Linked DNA regions of Mus musculus: all the other regions are linked to region 2. A link is a loop called in an ENCODE intact Hi-C map of the cell type or tissue named here. Cell type or tissue: gastrocnemius. All regions are shown on one strand.

The links. Peaks named below come from ENCODE experiments on the same cell type or tissue, not always from the same donor. Only the 100,000 strongest peaks of a DNase experiment are listed, where the experiment ranks them.
Region 1: it touches region 2 in a loop (2.0-fold over the local background); 12 of 42 quality-filtered maps call a loop at or near these places.
Region 3: a loop joins it to region 2, with 2.2 times the contacts of the local background. A loop is called at or near these places in 12 of 42 quality-filtered maps.

The regions. Positions count from the first base shown.
Region 1 is chr7:79,726,375-79,734,374 of GRCm38, reverse strand. It overlaps Plin1 (perilipin 1), which reads left to right and starts at 1,599. Exons shown (of 9, transcript NM_001113471.1): 1 at 1,599-1,633; 2 at 2,220-2,278; 3 at 4,320-4,524; 4 at 6,323-6,405; 5 at 7,722-7,983. The coding sequence starts at 2,234. In gastrocnemius, CTCF peaks have their summits at 4,415 (motif pointing left), 4,965, 5,986 (motif pointing right) and 7,079 (motif pointing right); DNase peaks (open chromatin) are centred at 4,967, 5,971 and 7,094.
Region 2 is chr7:79,655,868-79,663,867 of GRCm38, reverse strand. Ticrr (TOPBP1-interacting checkpoint and replication regulator) reads right to left here and starts at 3,672. Exons shown (of 22, transcript NM_029835.1): 1 at 2,866-3,672. The coding sequence starts at 3,528. In gastrocnemius, no CTCF peak of the experiment used is centred here; a DNase peak (open chromatin) is centred at 3,759; H3K4me3 peaks cover 2,050 bases.
Region 3 is chr7:79,707,059-79,715,058 of GRCm38, reverse strand. It overlaps Kif7 (kinesin family member 7), which reads left to right. Exons shown (of 19, transcript NM_001291222.2): 2 at 877-1,228; 3 at 3,446-3,646; 4 at 3,963-4,356; 5 at 4,495-5,014; 6 at 5,777-5,893; 7 at 6,419-6,637; 8 at 7,382-7,539; 9 at 7,955-8,000. The coding sequence starts at 901. Among named protein-coding and RNA genes, the nearest start is that of Kif7, 4.6 kb to the left of the region's middle. In gastrocnemius, a CTCF peak has its summit at 4,821; DNase peaks (open chromatin) are centred at 4,214, 4,766 and 6,151; H3K4me3 peaks cover 945 bases.

The DNA of each region.
Region 1 (8,000 bases), 71 kb before region 2:
TTCGTGTGCACTTGGACACACCCGCACTTATACACATGCTCAAATGTCACAGCATGCATATGGAGGTCAAAGGACATCTTGCCAGTGTCAATTCTCTCCTTCAATTCTTTGGGACCCAGGGATTGAACTTTGCAGCCAGGCTTGGTGGCAATCACCTTGACCTGCTGAGCCATTTTGGTGACCCTACTCAGTGCCTCTCCATCCTGTTACCCATACTAACAACTTAGTAGACTCAACAACATCAACTCTGGTGAATAGGGACTAACCGTGCTGCCGTCCTCTCGTTCACTGTGATTACGAGGCCCTTTCTAGTTGGTCTAAAGACACAGCTTGGCACCACAGTGCTCCATCAACATTAATCAGAAACTAAAGTTTGAGTTTGGGCTTGAGTTCCTGTTGAGGAAGGAATAGCAACGGATAATTCTTGGCTGTCTGGGTGCTGTTGGTTGGCAAAACCAACCAACCAGCCAACCAGCCAACCAGCAACCAACCAACCAACCAACAACCAACCAACCAAACCAGCTGTCAACACCTTTACTTGTCCAGACATAAGTGAACAAAACCAAATAGTTCTCCTCCTTCTTGTTCTGGTGGCATCTCAGGCTAAGTAAAGTTCCCTCCCTCCCTCCCTCCCTCCCTCCCTCCCTCCCTCCCTCCCTCCCTCTCTCCCTCCCTCCCTCCCTCCCTCCCTCCCTCCCTCCCTCTCTCCCTCCCTCCCTCCCTCCCTCCCTCTCTCTCTCTCCCTCCCTCCCTCTTTCCTTTCCTCAGTACTGAAGATCAAACCAGGGCTTTCCACATGCCAGGTCAGAAAGCACTCTGGCATGGAGCTCCACCCCCAGCCCCTAGCTTTATGAGACACGAGCTTGCTATTTAGCTCAGGCTACCCTCAAACTGTCAATTCCATCTCAGCCTCCTGAGTTCTGGGATTACTGGCACGTGCCACAACAGCCAGCTTCAAAATGTTTTCTTTAACCCTGGGGGTTTACAGAGGATGAGACATCTCCTGCGGAGCCTGGTTACTAAGAGCTCAACTCTTACTGCTCTATCTAGTCTTTTTTTTTTTTTTTTTTTTTTTTTTTTTTTTGCAGGTAATTGATCTTGATAGCTATAGACTAACACATGAAGGTGAACCCTATCCCTGTGTGGGTTTGAATCATGCTGCTCAATAGTCATCCTTGCTAGCAAACAAGAAAGGATGGAATAATGTTTGAATATTGTTCCATAGAAACTTCTCAGGAAAGGGACCAGAGATTATAGGATGACATGTAACTTTGAGTTTAGAAGTTTAATGGCACACATTGCAGTGGCTTCTTTATGGAAAGCAATTTCTGTCCATTGAAAGCCAGAAATATTCTGGAACTTCTCTGGGCTCTGACAAATGAGTCCTTCAGCTCTGAGAACCACCTCTTTATTGCCTAAACATCCCCCATAGAAGTTAGGGTGAGCCCAGGGGACACCCTGGGTCAGACAGCTAAGGCAATGGGCCGGCCCAGCTTTCTCTTCCTCTTTGCCCTCCTCTAGCTGGGAGGTCTGAGAGGCATTGCCCAAGATTCCCTGGAGTGGCTGCAAGTGTTTCTGAGGAGGAGACCTTCCACAGCTGGGCTGTCTGAGACTGAGGTGGCGGTCTGCTGCAGTGAGTGTGGGGTCCTTGGGCGTCTGCCTTACCTAGCTGCTTTCTCGGTGTTACAGGCAAGGAGCTGGGAGAAAGAGCACCTGGGGGAAATGACCAAGGGGTGCAGAGATCTGCAGGGGGACCCCTGAGGAGAAGAATGAGAGACCAGGGGCACAGAGGGACCGGTGGCTTACCCATAAGACAGCTCTCTGAGAGAAGGCTTAACCTTGCTGGCAAGGTGAAGAAAAGACTAAGCTCTACCTAACACTCATTCTTTAGTCTCTTTCAGTCACAGATTTTTTCCTAAACCATTTCTCTCATCTCATTATCTTTATCTAATTGCCTACATTAATTTTTCTTGAGCAATTTAAAAAAACCATCAATTTTGAACAGATTATGCGGAGCTCATTTTGAGCAGACCAGGAAACTTCTTGTGTTGGGACCCCAAGGAACAATCTCTCCTATGTAACATTCGCCCTCCAACCTAGGCCAGCTGTGCTCCCAGATGGCTAGATGGTGGCCTTGAGAGGGAGGGAGGGAGGGAGGGAGGGAGCCTGTGAAAGACAAGCCTGCGGGCTTCTGATAGATCTGGGATTCTGCTTTGCAGCGTGGAGAGTAAGGATGTCAATGAACAAGGGCCCAACCCTGCTGGATGGAGACCTCCCTGTAAGTGACATGGGCTCGTGTGAGGTGGGAAATGGGCCACCAAGGGGGTGGGGGGGTGAGCAGAGAGGAAGAGTCAGGAGACTTCAAGCAAGATGTCTACCTTAGGTTCTGAACTCACTGTCTCTGTCCTTGCCACCTTTCACAGGGGTTTTGGGGGAAGGGGCGAGATAGCTATAGAGGTCTAAGAACCGTGGAGAGAAGGATAGGAATGCCGGCTGGGGCCTCGGGAGAGACAGAGGGAAAGAAGCCACCTGGTCCTAAACCCAGAAGCACAAGCTCACCACCCAGAAGGATGCGCGCGTCCTACAGAGCCCACGCATTCTGTGGCTTTGGCTTCAGCCCCTGATCCTCTTCTGCCGCACACAGCCTGTGCTGCCATGTGCGGGAATGAATTAGGAGTTTAGTCTGTTCGGGGTTTAGCTCTGGCCCAGTTCTCGCCACGATTTTGAGTAATTCTGATACTTTTACGTGTCCTTGACATCTTTTGCCAGGGCCTCTCTGATTTGGACCCAGTTCAGAGAGTGAACTTCAGGCGTATGACCCTGGAGGAGAGGACACTCATTCCAAAGTAGGCTTTAACTAAGCTCTGCACTAAGGGCGACTGTCTTCCTTTGTACTAAGTCATGAGAAAGGGGTCAATGGAGCACAAAAAACGCTAAACCTTCTAACCAACCATTAGTGGCTTCTTCCATTTCCAGACGGTTAAAGAGGGTGTTTCCTCTTGTAGTCAGAATGCCTTTCTCCCTCTGATATCTGACTCACTTGCAGGATGGAAAGCTAAAATCCGTGTGGCCTGCTCTGTCCTGGAGCCCAGGCAGGTCTATTTGATGGCTCTGTTAACTCAGCCTCCCGCAAGCAGAGCCCGACTCAGGGAGCAGCCCCAGCAAGTTACAGTGCCGATTAAGAGAGCTCTAGGCATCTACCCTGGATCCTTACAGCTTCCCACCCCATGACGAGCATCACTCTCTCACTCACAGACTGGGCCTTTTCTACTTTCTGAAATCTAATTGTGCAAGTGCTGTACAAAGCAAAATGTTTTGATAAGAGTATGGAGGCATCTGAGTAAGAAGAGATGGCCCCACTACACCCCACAGGCCGAGGCTCACCGGACCACCAACTTAAACACGGAGTGTCATATTTTAAGAAAGGCCATGCCTAGCCGGGCGTGGTGGTGCACGCCTTTAATCCCAGCACTTGGGAGGCAGAGGCAGGTGGATTTCTGAGTTCGAGGCCAGCCTGGCCTACAAAGTGAGTTCCAGGACAGCCAGGGCTACACAGAGAAACCCTGTCTCGAAAAAAAACAAAAAACAAAAAACAAAACAAAACAAAAAGGCCATGCCAAATTTTAGAGTGTCTAGAGGAAAGGACCACAGTTCTATCATGTGACCCATTTATAAACCAGGTGGTGGTGGTGCAACGCCTTTAATTCCGGCACCTGGGAGGCAGAGGCAGACAGATCTCTGTGAGTTTGAGGCCAGCCTGATCTATACAGTTAATTCCAGGGCAGCCAGAGCTTCATAGTGAGACCCTGTATCAAAAAAAGAAAAGGAGAGAGAAGGAGGGGGGGAAGGGGAGAGAGGGAGAGAGGGAGTAGGGAAGGGAGAGGGGGAGGGAGAGGGAGAAGGAGGGAGCTTAATTTACACATTTTACAAGGTGCAGCCCCATGTGTGACTCAATTCTCCAGGGTGCGACAGGTACTAGGGACTAGAGGCCACTCTACTGGGAGAAAGGAGACGTGTACACATAATCCGAGCAGGGTGGCAGAGGTAGACAGCCCAAGGACAGACAGAGCCATGATGGAAGAGAGTCAAAAGCTGGTCCTAGTGACACATGACATATGCTTGTAATCCCAGCACTGGGGGATGGAGTCAGTAGGGCTAGGAGTTCAAGGTCATCCTCAACTATATAGGGAGTTCCAGGCTCTCCAGGGCTGCATGAGATGTATGTCCCCTGTCTCACAGAGGAGGTGACAGTGAGAGAATAATAGCTCGTGAGAAGGTTGAGTGGGGGTGGAAGCATCTGATTCTTTCTTTGCTGACAGGAGCAGGAGAACGTGCTCCAGAGAGTTCTGCAGCTGCCTGTGGTGAGCGGGACCTGTGAGTGCTTCCAGAAGACCTACAACAGCACCAAAGAAGCCCACCCCCTGGTGGCCTCTGTGTGCAATGCCTATGAGAAGGGTGTACAGGGTGCCAGCAACCTGGCTGCCTGGAGCATGGAGCCGGTGGTCCGTCGGCTGTCCACCCAGTGTGAGTCCTCATAGACTCTGTGGCATCCTGCCTGTTCACTGATACTCCCCGCATGTCTGCATCTCTGCTTGTCGGTCTGTCTGATCGTCTCACAGCTTGTTTGTACACCTCCCTGACTGCTTCCCTTGCTTACCTATATCCGACCTCCTGGTCTTCTCCTCTACAGACATATATCTACACTTGCCCAGCCTGGGGTATCTTAGGCTAACAATGACAGCCAAAGAATGTTGGGAGAGGTCCGGGTGTGGTGGGGACAACTCTGTGAGCAGCGGTGAGAGTAGGACCAGTGGCAGGACATTTAGCCACTCCAACTCCAAATGTAACAGAAGCTGCAGTATCACAAACCAGCAGAAACACGCTCGAAAACTGGCCTAGCAGTGCTGAAGGCTTAAGGAGAGAGAAGGCTCATTCGCCCAGCTGCTGCTGATACTGGCTCCCGACAGGTGGGGGCAGCAGAGAGCTGCTGGTGGCAGAAACAAGGGTCCTTTCAGGCTCGCCCCGCCTCTATTATTCTGCCTCCTCCTGAAAGTCCCGTCTCTTGGCAGGGCTGAGGATACTCTCAGCATCACTGAGAAATCTTCTACCATCTTCTACCATCCTGATAGAGGCTTGTGGGTATGTGAGAATTCTACCCAAGTAACCAGGCAAGGAAGACTTAAAGGCTCCACTTAAAATCCGTGGTCACATACAAAGCCCTGGTTGAACTCTGTGAACGGTGGGGGGGAGAGGGGGGGACCAGAACAAAATGAGGAGAACATGAGAAACGAACATGGGGGTTAACAAGAGTGGGAGGGGGATTGAGAAGACGCAGGGATAAGAGTGAGAAAATGCACCATATGCGTGAATAAAGTTGTCCAAGAAAAATACACTCAATTACTGATAATAGGATAATAAAAATGTCTCAGGCTCTAGGCTAGCCCTCCTGGAAGTCCTCATTCTGTTCAATCAAAAGATATCCAAGTCCTCTGAGCTCTTTGTTACGTGAAAGAAATATGAAAGAGTATCTATAAATACCTTTTGAATCTGTGCCTTCCATGATCTTGACCATGTAGCTTGCACCCTCAGTAGACCACGGGCAGTCTCCTCTGACACGTCTGCATCTTCTGTGGCTTGTCCCACTCCCTAGGGGCAACATCCTCTTTCTCCTCCCTGTGGCTCCCTTCAGCTTTCAGCCATCTTGACAGTTGGGGGTGAAAGCTGGTTCTAGGGTCCATCTGGATTGGCTCTGTCTGTGGCTGTGGATTCGTCATCTCCAGGACTAAGCAAGCCTGCTCTCACTGGGCCAGTGCAAAGGCCCAGGTGCCACCTCCCTCACTTCCACCTGGGTTCCAAAACCTTGAACAGGGAGAAGGGGAGGGAAGCGAAAAGCGCTTGGTGATTCACAGAGCTGCTGCCATCACTACAAGCTTGCCCATCCAGACGTGGAACCACAGAGGCTGATGGTTTTGACTCCTGACAGGAGGGGGCAGCAGAGAGCTACTGCCCAGGACCCTAGAGATAAAGAACAGGGGTTATGTGAGTCTTACCAGACAGACAGAGACTTGCTAAAGCCACACGCTGTATAGGTGGAGGTGCAAGGCCTTGAGTACAGGTCCCACCGACTCCAAAATGACCCTGCTCTCAAGGAATCATAAGTACGAGATCACTATATAAGTACATGATCACTCTCTGGTCCCCAAATGCCCTGGAAGCAACAGTCTGTAATCTTGGGCCCCAATGTGCTTTCTTTGAGACGGAGGCCACTCTTAGTGCCTCACAAGCATTCAGGGATTACCCCAACATGGCCCTTCCCTTTCAGTCACAGCTGCCAATGAGTTGGCCTGCAGAGGCCTGGACCACCTGGAGGAAAAGATCCCGGCTCTTCAATACCCTCCAGAAAAGGTGAGTCCTCCCTCTTCCGTGGTGCCCCCTATACTCTATTGGGACCTCCTCCTTTCATGAACGAGGACAGCTGACGGAACTTTCTGGCTGTGGAACTTTCTGTGTTCATGGGGATGAGTACCTCTTAGGCAAGTAGAGACCCCTCTCCTTCCTGTGGGATCAGATAGAGTCGGGGTGTCTGGGATAACAGTTATATGCCTCGGACAAGCTCAGATAGACACTTTTACGGTCCTCAAAGGGAAGGGGGGGCGGCTAACCCCAACATGGCCCTCCCATAATTGCTCAGCTTTCTGATACCATGGCCCTGGAATCCGGGACTCTGTGGGCTTGCACAGGGCTACTTGTTGACAACAGCTACCTAAGATCTTGGGTCCCACTCAGTGAGACCTCAGGATTACACACATGGCCTTGAGATCCAACCTTTTATGGACCATGAGGCTAAAGAAGTCACTTTCCCCCTGGCTACATCTTTATCTACTTTTATCCAGTGCTGGCTTCAGTCAGGCCTGTGACCTCATGTGTTTTACTGGGAAGCCACCAATCTTTCTTACAAATCTCCCCTGTGCCCTGCCCTTGCCAACAGCCACAGCAAGGGCCTTCCTGGAGCCCTCGTGGGTCATCCTTGGTAACTGGCTTTGCTACCCACACTGTGCAGATGAGTACACAGCCTGAGGTGAGGACCACTAGGGGGCAGGCCTGCTCTCTAGTGCTCCTGACAGTCAACTTGTCTGCCACAGAGGTGCTCCCAGGGTCTCGGGAGGAAGAAAGCTAACTACTCCACTGTAAAACTTGGAACAGTGTGTGAGGGAAAGACAGAGGAGTGAGAGTAGGGCTTTTGAAGAGGGCATGCCTTGTGTGAAGGTATCAGGACAGGCAAAGCTTTGGGGCTATCCTCTAAGGCCAGATCTTCAGGTGGTGTGGAGAAGCCAGGAGACCCAGGTAGTTGGCACAGCAAAGGTGGGTTCTTCACACATACACACACACACACACACACACACACACACACACACACACACACACACACACACACACATCATTGCTGGTCCCTGGGTCCTTTTTTAAAATTATTATGTATTTATTTTGGCTTTTTTGAGACAGGGTCTCATTATGTAGCCCTGGCTGGTCTGGAGCACACTACGTAGCCAAAGGTAGCACTGACTCTCGGTGACCCTTCTGTGCCAGCCTCCAGCCCTTGTATTATAGGTGGATGCTGCCCTGCACGGCCCTGGGCCTTTAAATGGGGCCCTCCAGGTAGCTGCTGGGCTCAGGGCCTAGGAGGGATTCCACATAGCTCACCGCCTCCCAACACTCCTCAGATCGCCTCTGAACTGAAGGGCACCATCTCTACCCGCCTTCGAAGCGCCAGGAACAGCATCAGTGTGCCCATTGCAAGCACCTCTGACAAGGTTCTGGGGGCCACTCTGGCCGGCTGCGAGCTTGCCTTGGGGATGGCCAAAGAGACAGCAGAATATGCCGCCAACACCCGGGTTGGCCGACTGGCCTCTGGAGGGGCTGATCTGGCTCTGGGAAGCATCGAGAAGGTGGTAGAGTTCCTCCTGCCACCAGACAAGGAGTCAGGTATCTGCCATCCAGAC
Region 2 (8,000 bases):
GGCTAAAGTAGTAGGACTGAATTCCAAGCTATATACCACAACCTGAGCCCTGTCTTTAAAAACAAAACAAAACAGAAAACCATGATGTATTATTCTGAAAGTTTTCCTTCAGTCAGGCACAGCAGCCATCTTGGAAGTTTTGAGGTGCTGTAACAGTAAATTAATTAATCGATTAATCTGTTATCATCCATGTAGTTCACTGCTATGCGGAAGAACAGCAAACTGGCTCAAATGTCACAAGAAACAAATCTATTGAAACTGATTCAGCCAGAAGAGCAGCTTGGAAGGGTAGGGTGTGGGCTGTCTACTGATGAAAAACAAAACTTAAGAAAGGACTTTTCATTTACATGTGTTAGTTGCACACAAATCTCCCAAGCACTCCACTATACCCAATTTATATTGGAAATCTTTATGTGTGTGTGTATAAAATTTATTATATGTATATAGGTGTTTTTCCTGTATGTCTACGCACCACTTGCTTGTCTGATGCTCTTGGAGGTCAAAAGAGGAGGTGTCAAATCCCCTGGGAGAGGAATTACAAAGGTTGTAAGTCACCACTTTGGTGCTGGGAATTGAGTCCAGGTCTGGAAGAGCAATCAGTGCTCCTAACCTCATCCATCTCTCCAGCCCTAATACTTAATACTAAGTGCCTAATGTTTGTTTGTTTGTTTGTTTCAAGTCAGGGTCTCACTGTCCTGGAACTCAATATGTAGTCCAGGCTGGCCTTGAACTCAGAGATCCATTGGCCTCTGCCTAAGTCTGAGATTAAAGGCATCATTCAACCAGCTTTAACACTATATTTCTATTAGAGCCGGAGGGGTGGCTCTGCAGTTAAGAGTATTGTCTGCTCTTTCAGAGGAACTAGATTTAATTCTTGGCACCCACATGGCAGCTCAAAACAACAGATAACTCCAGTTCCTAGAAATCAATCTCTTATGGCCCTCATAGGCACCAGCCTTGCAGGTAACTCATAGAAGTACACACAGACAAAACACCCATACACGCAAAATAAAGTTAAAGTTGTAAATTAATTCTTGGAGCTGTTCTTACAATATATTTTGATCATATTTATCCCCCAACTGTTCCCCTGAATCTTAACATTCTGTATGACCATTGTTAATTTCTCATCTGTAATCTTGCTACTTAATCAACTCCTGGTGCAGAGCTATGTAGTTCTATTACCTGTAGCTCTTCACCTATTTAAACCACTTTCTAAATCTTCTCATTGATCTGTTTCAAGCCTGGCCTGGAGGACTGGCCAGTTCTTTCTCACTTTGTCCTCCCCATTGCTTTCCTGGGTTCAGAGCTCCTCGCCTTTCTACTGTAATACAAAGTTCACTCCCAGCTCATACCCTTTACACCCACACCTTTGCTAAGTCTGGATTAGTCTTCCCGGCCTTCACATTCTTCCTCATTCACTGTTCAAGTCTGTAAGAAAGGCCTTCTTCCCTAAGTCCACCTTTAAGTACAATAACCAGCTGCTCCCTCACTCAGTCTTTTTTCTTTGGAGCAAGTTTTGAAATCATCGTTGATTTGCACATCTGTTTAATATATCTTCCAAACTAGAAAATACACTTTATTTACCACCATATCTCCAGCACCTAAAGCAGGGTAGGATGTACTCAATGGAGTACCTCAGTAGTGCATATATCTTTACTAAATGATGTAACAGGAAAAAAAATCTTTATATACATATGAAAGCAGGAGACCAAGAGTTTATCATCCATTACACAGAGCTCCAGGCCACTACACTACACTAGTCTGTTTCAAAACAAGCACACACACACATTTATCATAGCACTTACTCAAGCAAGAAGCATCACTGCTTCAAAAAAATCCAAATTAGCTGTTTTAAGACTAAGTTTGTAAAAAGTGATTAATTTACACACACACACACACCCCGAAAATAGCCAGGCAGTGGTGGCCCACGCCTTTAATCCTAGCACTTTGGAGGCAGAGACAGGTAGATTTCTGAGTTCAAGGCCAACCTTGTCTACAAAGTGAGTTCCAGGACAGCCAGGGCTACACAGAGAAACCCTATCTCGAACCTCCCCCTCCCCCCAAAAGTGATTAATTTAATCAGCAAATATTTCCTCAACACAATGTTAAATTGTGGGGAAATACAAAACGGAGTTAAGACCTGTAACTGTGAGATTTTTGTTGTTTGCTTTTTTTTTTTTTTTTTTTTTTTTGAAACAAGATCTAGCAGCCCTGGCTAGCCCTGCACTGTGACAGTCCTGCCTCAGCTTTCCATGGACAGTCATTGAGGTGGTGTTTTTAGAATAAATGGAAGATGACAGGTGTGTCTGGTGTGTCCAACTGGAACACAATAGAGAAAGAGCACAGGCCACAACAACAAAGGGGTTTGCTTTTGTTTTGGAGATGGGGCCTCTCTGCATAGACCTGGATGGAGGCTAGAACTAGAGAGAGACCTGCCTCTCTGCCTCCTGAGGGCTGGGGCGTCATCAGGCCGGGCCAACAACAAAGGTTAAGAGAGGTTTCTACTGCCTCAGAGGGAGAGGATTAGAGGTCCAGGAAGACACAGCAGCACTAGACAAAACAAGCGGCCAAGTCCTGTAGCCTGGCTGAACCAGGCTTCCACCATGCTGGAATACAAGTGCTGTGTAGCAAAACTAAGGACGCAAAAGCACCCAGGTACCAAAGCGCAGAGGCTCTTCCACACTCGGATTTAATAGGTACCCAGAATCTACCCATTTTGTTGGAGGAACGCTGTCCTTTGCGACCCGCAAGGGTTTCCCTCGGAAGGCACACGGGGTTCATTCTGGGTCTGTGGCACTTTACGGAGCCTGACAAGTTCAGCTGTCGGGGAGTTGCGGACCGGATCCAGACTGCTTCTCACCTTACCTTAGATCGCTCGGTGGTGTCCACCCAGTACAAGGTGATATTTCGGGCGATCATAACCTCTTGGACTCTCTTGGGCAACACCTTCTCCATCACCTGCTTGGGGGTGAGCGGCACGCGTTGAGCCTGTGCCTCGCACCCGGACACGAACTGAAGCAGCTCCCTCTGCGAGTGAGGACAGGGCGCCAGGAGGAAGACGGCGTTCCCAAAGCCCCCGAGCGCGGCCTGGGCCTCCCTGGCCTCGCCGTCGGCGTCCAGCAGCCTCCTGCCGCTACTCCGCAGGATCGGCTTGGTGGGCGACGTGATCTCCGGCCGGTCCCACTGGTAGTCGAGCAGCGTCTCCATCAGGGCACCGTGCGTGTGGGTGGCTCTGGGCGTCGGGCCCGGCAGGTGAGCTCCGGGAGGGCGATCCCCCAGCCTGGCCTCCAGCTCCTCCTCGAAGTCCTCCCAGGAGCGGCTCCCCAGCTCGCGGAAGTCGGACACGCGGGAGGGCCGGCTCCGTGCCCCCTGAGAGTCGAAGAACTTGAAGGTCCAGTGGACCCTGGCAAGGCCGAAGCGGCAGCTCAGGTAAGTGAGGAGCCGGAGGGCGGCGCGTCGGGCCGGGCTATGAGGAGCAGAGACGCCCGCTGTGTCCACCAGCAGCATCACTTTGTGACAGCAGGCCATCTCGGCCGCCACGGGACTCCCTCTGCCCGGCCGCGCGTGGCCCTTCCTGAGGTAAAGCACTCTCTTCAGAGAACCAGCGCCATTGCCCGCTTCTCTGAGGCCCTGCTCCGAAGGCTCCCGCGCTCTCCGACAGCTGCAGCTATTGGAGGAGCTGGTACCCAAACTCGGCTCCTATTGGCTGCAGGCTGAACGTAAGTTACGTAAGCACTTCCCTCTTTAACCCTAACTGGAAGGCGTGTGGAAGACCTCCGCTTGATTGGTGGAGGGTGTGGCGGTGGGCGGGGCGCTGAGTTCCGGGAGAAATGTAGTTCTCATTGGCCTGAGCCTTCGTTTTAAAATTTAAAGAGGCGGTACTTCGGGGGCGTGGCGGTGGGCGCGGAAGCCTTCGTTTGGGCTACTGTGCGCAGATGTGAGTGTGAGTGTGAGTGTGAGTGTGTGAGTGTGAGTGTGTGAGTGTGAGTGTGAGTGAGTGTGTGTGTGTGTGTGTGTGTGTGTGTGTGTGTGTGTGTGTGTGTCTGTACACGCGCGCGCGTACGTGAGTGTGTGTGTCGCCTGCGGAAGGCGGGGCGTGTTTACTAGAACCCTGAAGCCTGGGATGTGCACAGTGAGGGGTTTAGGATGCTTGAGTCAAGTTCACTTTAGACTACTCTTAAGTCTTTTAGCCTATGACGGAGGGCTTAATTTTTTTTTTCTGTAAAAGACGAAAGGAACATTTCATAATCCTCAAACTCGAGGGACGGAGGTAGGAGGATCGCAGGTTCCAAGCCAGCAGGGGCTACTTAGCAAGGCTGGAGCATAGTGGAAGGACCTCGGATACTCTATTGTAAAGGTCTGGAAGGCAGGGAAGTGTTTTCGGGAAGAAAGAGAAGTGACAGAAGAGCAATACGGGTCCTAGGTAGGAAAATGTAATATAAAGATACCTAATCAGACGTCTGCAGAGCACCTGGGGAGGCTGTTTTACAAACTAAGGAGTGAACACACCAGAGAGTACGCAAGCCAGTCCAATGGGTGCAGAAAAAAACACTAGAACGTCCGATTTCCAGCACCCGCCTTCTTACAGCTCATCCATTCAGTAGATTAGTGTTTTCTGAAGTCTTGGTTTTGTTTTACTTGTTTTTGTTGTGTGTTTGTTTTTGTGACTTTCTTTTATATTCCAAATTGGCCTCAAACTGTACCTTGTACTTCTCTGATCATCCTGCCTCCACCTTCCTAGTTCTGGGACTGTAGACATGCCCCTGCACCAAACGCAGTTTATGGGGTATTGGGGATCAAACCCAAGACTTCCTGAATGCTGGACAGTCAAGCACTGAACCAACATCTCCAACACTCATTCGTGTCTTCCTCCTCCCCCCTCCCGCTTTCTTTTTAACTTTATTGTATATGGGGGCAGGGAGGTGTTGCTAGGGATGGAACTCCCAGCCTGGCATGTTGTTAGCAAGTATGCTCCCTCTTGGTCTCATCTCTGGCCAGTGGATTTTTTTTTGTGTGTGTGTGTGTGTATGGGCGTTTTGCACATGTGCATGCCTGTGCTCAGAGATCAGAATAGGGTGTTGGATCCCCTGGAACTGGAGTTGCAGCTGATTGTGAGTCAGCCTTGCATGATGGGAATCGAACCCAGATCTTCTGGAGGTGCAGCAAATGCTTTAATCCACTGAGCCATCTCTTCAGCCCCTCATATGTGTTTCCTATTGGTACCACAGTAAGAGGATTTGGGATTATCTGATTGAGTTTTAACTTAAATGACTTAAAAAAAAAAGGACATGTGGCCTTATGAAAGTAAGTAAGCCACATATTATTAATGTTCCTAATATAATTATAAATCAATATATAAAAATAATGGAGACGACACCATTTCTAGAATGATAGCTTGCCAGCCATATTTTGAAATAAAAAGAACAATCTAATCAAATCTTACACTTAAGTTGTCTAGATAAATCTTGGAATTAATGAGGATTATTAGATTTCTGTTGTCAGTATTCTATTTTTAATAAAAGGCCTTACTCTGTAGCCAAGATTGGCCTCAAATTCTCTTAGGTCATCCTGCCTGAACCTTCACAGTGTTGGGATTGCAGTGTGTATCAGCATGCCAGGCGAGGTTATTTGAAACAGATTATTTTTTCTTATCAGGATAAAGAACCATGGACCGTAACCTAAATGTTTATTGTATTTTGATAATATGAAAACGAGTCACATTGGCATGTTCTTATAATCACAGTGCTTATGAGTCAGTCCAAGACCAGAGGGTCCACAGTTCTTGAGCTACATGGCAAAACTGTGCCTTAATCAAAGATAACAATTAATTAAGCAGGCAAAACCTTCTTCCTACCTGCTTATGTCTATGTCTCTGTTGTTTCTATTTTTACTTAATTAAGTATGTAAGTAGTAATGGAAAAGAACTGGGCATGTTGTTCTACACCTTTAACCCAGCACTCCAGAGGGGCAGAGACAGGCAGAGAGCTCTGTAAGTTCAAAGCTAACTAGGTCTATACAGTGAGTTCCAGGCCATTCAGGGCTACATAGTGAAACACTCAAAAAGGTGGGTGGTGGGGCTGGAGAGAGGATTCAGTGGTAAGATCAGTACCCATGGTTGGCTCACAACCAACCATAACTCCAATCCCAGAAAGTCTGATGCCATTTTCTGACCTCAGTACAAGGCATGCATAGGGTACATATACATATATGTATGAAGAACACTTGTATGCATAAAAAAGGATACTTTTTAAAAGTTGCTATATGGGCTGGAGAGGTGGCTCAGCAGTTAAGAGCACTGACTGCTCTCCCAGAAGTCCTGAGTTCAGTTCCCAGCAACCACTTGGTGACTCACAACCATCTGTAATGGGATCTGATGCCCTCTTCTGGTGTGTCTGAAGAGAGCTACAATGTTCTCATATACATAATATAAATAAATAAATCTTTTTTTTAAAAAGTCACTATACATCATTTGCTGGTTAAATATCCATTTGTTGGGGATGCAGGTTCAACACCTTTCTGTATGTGTTTTGTAAAGATCCATTTTATCATGTTTAATCATGAGTAGGTGCGTATGCTTGCATGTGGGTGGGTATGAGCACATGAGTGTAGATGCCCATGGAGCCCAGAGGCTTCAGATCCCCTGGAGCTGGGACTACAGTCATGAGCTGTCTGATGTTGTTCTGGAAATTGAGCTCTGGTTCTCTGGAGAATAGCAAGTGTTCTTAGCCACTGACCCATCTCTCCAGCTGCTCTATATGTACTTTAAATTATTTAAAATATAAATCTGTGTTCCTAAGGGGAAATTTCAAGTAAAAGTGGAAATTACTGGACCACACTGTATGGCTTTGGACCTATGGTAGGGATAGTAACTCATGACTGGTGTTAGCCGTGGTGATCCAAGAATATATTGTGAACAGACACCATGACCAAGGCAAGTCTTATAAGGACAATATTTAATTGGGGCTGGTTTACAGGTTCAGAGGTTCAGTCCAGTAGCATCAAGGCAGGGGAGCATGGCAGCATTCAGGCAGGCATGGTGCAGGAGGAGCTGAGAGTTCTACATCTTCATCTGAAGGCGGCTAGTGGAAGACTATCAGGCAGCTAGGGTGAGGGTCTTATAGCTCACACCCACAGTGACATACCTATTCTAACAGGCCACACCTCCTAATGGTGCCACTCTCTGGGCCAGGCATATACAAACCATCACATTCCACTCCCTGGGCACCATAGGCCTGTTCAAACATGAGTCTATTGGGGTCATACCTAAATATAGCATAATGATAAATATGTTTAGTCTAACTTCTAAAGTTCCCATAGTCTATAGCAGTCTCAATAGTATTAAAAGTCCAAAGTTCAAGGTCTCTTCTGAGATTCTTTCAATCACTTAACTGTAATCCCCAAAGCAAGACAGGAAACCAGGTGGGCAAACTCCAAACTCTGCATCTCCATGGCTGATGTCAAAGCAGTCTTCAGATCTCTAACTCCTTTTTCATCTTTGTTGACTGTAACAAACTTCTTTCTCCTGAGCCACTCCCTGTTAGCAGCTTTTCTCAGCAGATAGCTCACCGATCTGGCATTTTGAACATCTTGGGGTCTCCAAGGCCAAGATGTTATAGCTAATTGTTTCAATGTCTGGGCTCCTCCAAAGGGGTCTCCTCCAGCTCTGCCCTCTGTAGCACTTTAAGCTCAGGTTGATTCACTTCATTGCTGTTGCCTTTCTTGGTGATCATCCCATGGTACCACCGGTACCTTCAATATGCTGGGGTTTTCTGATGCAAGCAGGCTTCACCAATAGCTTCTCATAAGCTCTCTCTCTCTCTCTCTCTCTCTCTCTCTCTCTCTCTCTCTCTCTCGGTTTTTCGAGACAGGGTTTCTCTGTATAGTCCTGGCTGTCCTGGAACTCACTTTGTAGACCAGGCTGGCCTTGAACTCAGAAATCCGCCTGCCTCTGCCTCCTGAGTGCTGGGATTAAAGGCGTGCACCACCACACCTGGCTTTAT
Region 3 (8,000 bases), 51 kb before region 2:
GGTCAGTGTCTGATGTGGGCAGCACAAAGGGCTGTCTGTAGTGGTGATGGGACAGAGCAGAGCAGCTTCCCTGGCCCTGTGGGGAAGGTGAGCCCAGCCCAAGCGTGGGTGGATGAAGATGGTAACACAGAGGTTGATGGCCTGAGAGGAAAGGCATGGTATTCAGGAGATGGGGAAGGTAGGGAGTGTGTTCTAAGCTTCCTTTATTGTTAGTGGGGTGTAAAAATGAGACTGTCACAACTGTGTTTTTGAAAGATGCTCTAGACTGCGCGGTTGGAGAGGTCGGGGAGACTGAAACTCGGAAAGGGAGCAGGCAGAAGTTATCCCTTCAGGGTGTCAGCAGCATGACTGGTTTTGGCAACAGGATGAGGAGTGTAGCTGATAATCTTGAGAGATACTTAGGAGATAGAACTGGCAGAGTTGGGGGTGGGTGGGTATGGGGGACTTTTGGTATAGCATTGGAAATGTAAATGAGCTAAATACCTAATAAAAAATGGAAAAAAAAAAGAACTGGCAGAGTTTAGTGATAGGAATTTGGTCTTGAAGGATCTTTTGGCTTCTTTGAAGAAGATGGGCAGGTGTCAAGCAGTTTCAGGGAGGAGCAATGGTAGAGACTTAGAAGGGGGAGTGGGACAGCTGGAACACAAAAACCGGAGATATCAAGTGCTGGGGCTTTTTTTATTTTTTATTTTTTGGCCAGGGGAGGATGTCAAGAAAAGTTACTGTGGCTTTATGGTTTTGTGGTTTGTGTCAGTTGGGTGCCCCTTTGGGCAGATGCTCTGAACTTTGACTACCCCTCCGTCAGTCTCCCCAAAGCTATGTGGTCTGGCCCCTGTAGTACAGGCCAGTGGCAAGGGCCTTTTCTTTTCTCTGCAGATTCCGTAGCTGCTGTCCTTCAAGATGGGGCTGGAGGCCCAGAGGCTGCCTGGGGCTGAGGAGGCCCCCGTGAGGGTGGCCCTTCGAGTTCGCCCATTGCTGCCCAAGGAGCTGCTGCATGGTCATCAGAGTTGCCTGCGTGTGGAGCCTGAGCGGGGTCGAATCACCCTGGGGCGGGACCGACACTTTGGGTTCCATGTGGTCCTGGGAGAGGACACTGGGCAAGAGGCTGTGTACCAGGCTTGCGTGCAGCCCCTCCTCGAGGCTTTCTTTGAGGGCTTCAATGCCACCGTCTTTGCCTATGGTCAGACAGGCTCTGGGAAGACATATACCATGGGGGAGGCCAGTGTGGGTGAGTGATGCTTACTATGTTTCTGAATTTTCTGTACCCCCACCCCCACCCCCACCCCAAGGCAAGGATGCTGAGGAGGGAGTGGGCATCTCCTGGGCAGAGGTCAGCACTCCATGTCAGGTGGCTGGGAAAGGCAGGAAGTGGGGTTTGTGGGTGAATGGCTTTCTCAAGAATGGGTTTTTGGCATCATAACAGGAAAACCAAGTGTGTCTTAGGATGTCACCAAGGGCTCGGAATCATGTTCCCATCGGAACAGTTGAGATTGGAGCCTCTGCATCTGGGGAAGACTCTTTTGGCCACTCCATGGCAGGAACTGTCCCCCTTTAAGGAACATGAGCCATTTTATTTTCTCCTAGCTCCTGTTTTTACTGCAGTGGGGTTGCTAAAACAATGCTATGCTGGTGCATTGTAAACAGAAATTGACTCTGGGGGCTCCAAAGACAAGGTCAAGTTGTCAACAAAATTAAAGGGCAGTAGTTTCCATATCACCTTACAAGGGAGCCTGTTCGTCTTTTGTGGCAGGGGCTTGTCTGAGGCTGGCCTGATACTGTGTAGTCCAGGTAGACTGCAAACTTTTTTCTTTTTTGTTTTTTTTTGTTTTTGTTTGTTTGTTTGTTTTTCGAGACAGGGTTTCTCTGTGTAGCCCTGGCTGTCCTGGAACTCACTTTGTAGACCAGACCAGCCTCGGACTCAAAAATCTGCCTGCCTCTGCCTCCCGAGTGCTGGGATTAAAGGTGTGCGCCACCACCGCCCGGCTGGACCTCAAACTTTCAATTGTTTCAGTTTTCCCAAGTGCTAGGATTATAGACATGTACTACCATACGTGGCTCAAGCCTTTTATTTAGCAGTAAGTGGCTCTAACCACTCGGCAACCTCCTCTCCAGCCCCACAGAGGGGTTTTGTTTTGTTTTGTCTCTCTTACATTCAATTCATTCATGAGGGCTCCAACTCCACCCTACTTCCTAATATTATCACAGGAGGGGTGAGGATTTTAATGCATGAGTTTTGGGGAGACATACACAGACCATAGCAATGGCAGAGGCATAGTTGTAGAAAGTTAAGAAAATGCAGGAGAGTACATGCAGAGAATAGCAGGCCCGATGATTGCCTTCCTGAGCATCCCAGTCCCTCTGTGGAGATGATTATACTTTATACCTCAAGCATGGCTTTTTTTTTTTTTTCCCTTCATCTTTTGAGACAGAATTTCCCTGTGTAGCCCTGGATGACCTGGCACACGCTCTGTAGGCCAGGCTGGTCTGCCTCTGCCTTCTGTCCTCTGGGATCAAAGGCATGCACCACCATGCCTGATAAAACATGCGTTGTTTGATATCCACTCTTTTCCATCCTGTTTTGTTTTCTCAATAATATGCCCTGGGGCCAGGATTGTGCGTAGCTCACTGGTAGAGTTGCCATCTCACTTAAGGCCATGAGTTTGATTCTCAACATCCACCCCCCGCCATACACACACACAGACACAAATGAACAATATTTAATTTTAAATGTTCATGGTTTATGCACCACAACACCTGTCGGCATCTGAAATTTTCTTGCTATAAAATATTACTTTAGTTTTTGATTTAATATGTGGAGCCGTCTACTTTGAATTGGGGATAGCGATAAAGACCGTATATGTGATGATATGTACGATAAGGAACATTTATCATTAACTATTCTTCAGTCATGTGTGTGTGTGTGTGTGTTGCTGTATATTGAACTTGGGTGCTCATATGTTAGGCAAGTGCTCTGCCGTGAAGCTACACCCCTAGTCTTCCAGTCTTTTTTATTTGATAACTTCCTGGCATTCTGTTGCAAGTATATTTAAGCAAACTTTACTATGGGATATTAGGATGAACACTCTACTTTTGAAGCAAATTAAGAGGCCCATCAGTTAGCTGTGCATGGGCCGTGGTAGTGACTTACTTGTCCCAAGGAGTAATCAAGTCCAGGGTATCTGATAATCTGTTGGGAATGGGATAAGGAGGGCGCATCAGGAAAGCGGTTGATTAAACCATGAGAGGTTGCTTGAAGTCTCCAATTCTGCTTCCCTATCCTGGAGCACGGCCTAGCAGAGGCTGTCTCTCCTTGGCCTCTGTCATTGTCTTCTCCACGCTACAGCCTCATTCTCAAGCTGCTGCTGCTGCTGTGGTGGTGGTGGTGGATACTTGGGCCAGGTTGGGGTGGGGCATGGCGGCAGGAGACACTGTGGTATCTCCCCAGCCTCCCTGCATGAAGATGAACAAGGTATCATCCCAAGGGCCATGGCTGAGGCCTTCAAGCTCATTGATGAGAATGACCTGCTGGACTGCCTGGTGCATGTATCCTACCTGGAACTCTACAAGGAAGAGTTCCGAGATCTGCTAGAAGTTGGCACTGCCAGCCGGGACATCCAGCTTCGGGAAGATGATCGGGGAAATGTTGGTGAGAAGACTTGGGAATCCTCTAATGACTGGGAGGGAGGCCTTTGGCAAGCAAAGCCTGCCTGTCTGCTCTGAGGGTGGGCTGGCTTAACCTGTCTGGGAGAGACACTTCCTCAAGGGAAATCCAGGCCCTGGATGGTGGGTTTGTTTGCTGTCTGCAGTGAGTTCAGTATGGGCTTCTGTTTCCAGAGTGGGAAACACTAAGGTAAGTGCGGAAAAGCAGGGACTCCGGCCACTCTGGGTGAGGAAGAGCAGGTAGGAGTCCTGGATGTTTTTGCTTGTCTTCTGGGGAGATGCTTACAGTGTTGTTTCCACAGTGCTCTGTGGGGTGAAAGAAGTGGATGTAGAAGGCCTGGACGAGGTGCTGAGCCTCCTAGAGATGGGCAATGCTGCGCGCCACACAGGCGCCACACACTTCAACCGCCTCTCCAGCCGCTCACACACAGTCTTCACTGTGACCCTGGAGCAGCGGGGACGGACTCCTAGCCGCTTGCCTCGACCCGCCGCTGGCCACCTGCTGGTCTCCAAATTCCACTTCGTGGACCTGGCAGGCTCCGAGAGGGTTCTGAAGACCGGCAGCACCGGAGAACGGCTCAAAGAGAGCATCCAGATTAACAGCACCCTGCTGGCGCTGGGAAATGTCATTAGCGCCCTGGGGGACCCCCAGCGCCGAGGCAGCCACATCCCTTACCGTGATTCCAAGATCACCCGGTGAGATGGCCCATCTCTCTGGGTTCGGGTGGGATCATGGAGCCCCCCAGGAAAGGTGGCTTTAAACCTAGGCCGATGGTGCCAGGTCAGTGCTCACAAGAGCCAAGGCACTGACGCTTATCATCCTCGTGCTCACAGGATCCTCAAAGACTCTCTGGGAGGGAATGCCAAGACAGTGATGATCGCCTGCGTCAGCCCCTCCTCCTCCGACTTCGATGAGACCCTCAACACCCTAAACTACGCCAGCCGTGCTCAGAACATCCGCAATCGCGCCACAGTCAACTGGCGTCCAGAGGCCGAGCGCGTCCCTGAGGAACAGGCGGCGGGTGCGCGCGGGCCGCCGCGACACCGCTCGGAAACGCGCATCATCCATCGCGGCCGGCGCGTGCCCTGCCCTGCAGTGGGCTCCGCGGCAGTCGCTGCGGGCCTGGGGGCCGAGTGCGCGCGCTGCCGGGCCCGCACCAGCGCCGCCTACAGCCTCCTGCGAGAGCTTCAGGCCGAGCCCGGGCTGCCTGGCGCTGCCGCCCGCAAAGTGCGGGACTGGCTGTGCGCGGTGGAGGGCGAGCGCAGCACCTTGAGCTCTGCCTCCGGACCCGACAGCGGCATCGAAAGCGCTCCAGCCGAGGACCAGGCGGCACAGGGGACCAGCGGGAGAAAGGTGGCCCTGGGGTGGGCTCGGGGTAGGGATCAAGGGAAAGGGTTTTATTTTAAGCCAAGCAGCCATGCTTGGGCTTCATTGTCACTTCAGTGACAAAAGTCATTTCCTTAACTTTGGGAAGGACTTAGCCTCTGGGTCTGTTAAATAAGGGTTTTGTAAGATCAGAAGCACTAATAGATGTCAAGCGCACTGGCAAAGACCAAGGTTCTTGATAATATTAACATTAATAAAAACATGTAGGGCATGGTAGGGCACACCTTTAATCCAAGCTCTAGGGAGGTAGAGTTAGGTGGATCTCTGAGTTTAAGGCTAGTGTGGTCTACGGAGCGAGTTCCAGGACAGCCAGGACTACACAGAAACCCTGCCTTGGAAAACCTAAATAAGCAAGGAAACACAAACAAACAAAACCCCGTGATCTGTGGGAATAGTGGCCACATTCATAATTCTAACTCGGTGAAGGCAGAAACATGAGGATCATGAGTTCTAGGCTAGCCTAGGCTATATAGCAATACCCTAACTCAAAACAGAGAAACTATTAGTGATAAGCATTATTAAAACATTATTAGTAATGTGAGAGATGACTCATATGGCTTCCAGAAGGAACCTAAGGCTGGACAGGGCCAGGAGCACCAAGGTTGCAAAGCAGATCTTGGAGAAAAGTGGAGAGTAGGACTGGGTGAGCCGGCATCAAGACTGAGAAAGTTAGGGTGTCATAGCACCTTGCCAGGCACCACCCCTAAAGCCTTTCTCCTTGCCCTGTAGGGAGATGAGGGGACCCAGCAGCTGTTGACCCTGCAGAGCCAGGTGGCCCGGCTAGAGGAGGAGAATCGAGATTTCCTGGCGGCTTTGGAGGACGCCATGGAGCAGTACAAACTGCAGGTAGGATGCCCCTTCTGCAGGCCAGGAAGGCTTTCTAGAGGAGGAAGGCTTTCTCAGGATGGAAGGAAGAGTTTGGATGGAGACCTGGGCTAAGGGCCGCTGGTGGAGGACGGTGTGGAGATGTGTGGTGCCTCACTGTGACGAGGGACAAAACAGTGGAGGAAGTGCTCTGACAGCCATGCCTGGCACCTTTGGCTGGAGCTGGCATCTGGGGGCAGCAGGATGCCACGTGGGAGCCTGCTGACAAGATGGGCATTCTGCCTGGCTGGTGTCAGGTAAGGGCTGGCATGCAGGCGTGTGGGAATGTGATGAACATTGGGCAGGATAGGATAAGAGCTTGGGTGAGAACCAGTGCGGTGTGTGTTCAGACAGAAAGGGCTCAGTGGTGCTCAAACTTTTCCATTTCACCCCTGAAGGTGGAAGGTCCTCAGCTTCCTTCTTCAGTTTCTTGTACTCACGCTGCTCAGCGGACACCCCCACCCTTGGCATCCACGACCCCATCAACTCCTGGACTGTGTCTTGCAGAGTGACCGCCTGCGGGAGCAGCAGGAAGAGATGGTAGAACTGCGGCTACGCCTAGAGCTGGCACAGCCTGGCTGGGGTGCACCGGGGCTCCTGCAGGGCTTGCCACCGGGATCCTTTGTGCCCCGGCCTCACACAGCCCCCCTGGGGGGTGCCCACACTCACATGCTGGGCATGATGCCCTCGACATGTCTTCCTGGAGAAGAAGTTAGCTCTGAGCAGGTGAGGAGGTTGGTGAGGCTTGGTACATCAGGGCAACACTGGGGCACGTGTCCTGTTTGTGTCTCCGTGGCACCAGCTGTGAGATAGAAGATTCCTATTTCAGGTGTCCCTAGAGAAAGGGACCGGGTATGAGAGACTGTGGGGCCTCTCAGAAGTGACCAGGGCCAGTGAGCATCTTGAGGCAGGTGGAAATTGCCTGGAGTGAGGATATCAACGATGACGAGGTGGCACCTTTACACACCCAAGGATGGACTCCTAACACACGGTCTGGGGTGGCTCTCTACTGACTCACTCTTCCAGGACCTCTGCTTGGTCTCTCCAAGGTTCACTTCCTTTGCCTGTAGGTTCTTCAGCTTGGAGTCTTTTTGGCAAAGTTGAGTCCTGTGCCGCTTCAGAACTCTAGGACATCTCAGCTGGGCAGTTGCCGAGGGCTTGGGTTAGGTGGGAGTGTGTCAAGTACCCATTATTTTGGCAGGGTGTCAATGATGAGAAAGGGCTTGGGTATAAACGAGCTGCCCTACTAGAAAGGGCAGGTTGTCACCTGAGGAGAACCAGATGTCAGGAGATCACACCCTTCCCTGATGGTTCAGGGCAAGAGCATTTTCCAATGTGTCCTGTGACAGCTTGAGGGTGAAGATGTGGTGGAGGAAGTTGAGGAGAGGACGGTGTGCAGGACAGGGCACACTTCAGGCTCAGAGGATGCCCTGCGTGCATTCTCATCGTGAGCCTTAATGCCCTCTTTAGCAGGTGGTGAGTGGCAAGGAAGTCAAAGCAGAGGTGTTGGCCCAGGCGGACAAATTGAGGAGTGCCTCTTCCACTACATCAGAGGAGGAAGGGGAGGAGGAGGAGGAAGAGGAGGAAGAAGAAGAGGAGCCACCCAGGCGGACCTTATACTTGCGCAGGTGAGGGAGAACCAATGTGTTGGCCTCACAGGGTCAGCTCTGGGTTGCTCTCGGCTGGAGGAGTCTCCTGGTCATCCTCTCAGCAGTCATATGGAGGCCTCTCAGCTCAAGATGCTCTTGCCTGTCTCTCTCACCATCCCTGGGAGGTCTGTGAGCTCCGTCCAGATGGGAAGGTTTCAGTGGGGTGGGTGTGATAGGAAGTACCCAGACTTCCTGATGCTCAAATTTCCAAGACGACCCATGGTACCTGCAGCTTCTTGTCATCTTCTAAGCTCTGCCCCAACTCTGTCTTGGGTAACATTGATCCTGGGGATTGGAGGGTCCCATGGCCTCTCTTCTTCTCTCCAGGCCTAAGAGGAGGCTAGGCTAGGTGAGGGGCTGGGAAGTGGTACTGACTCCTGCTTCTCCCTTCTAGAAATGGGATCAGCAACTGGAGTCAGAGGGCAGGGTTGAGTCCAGGG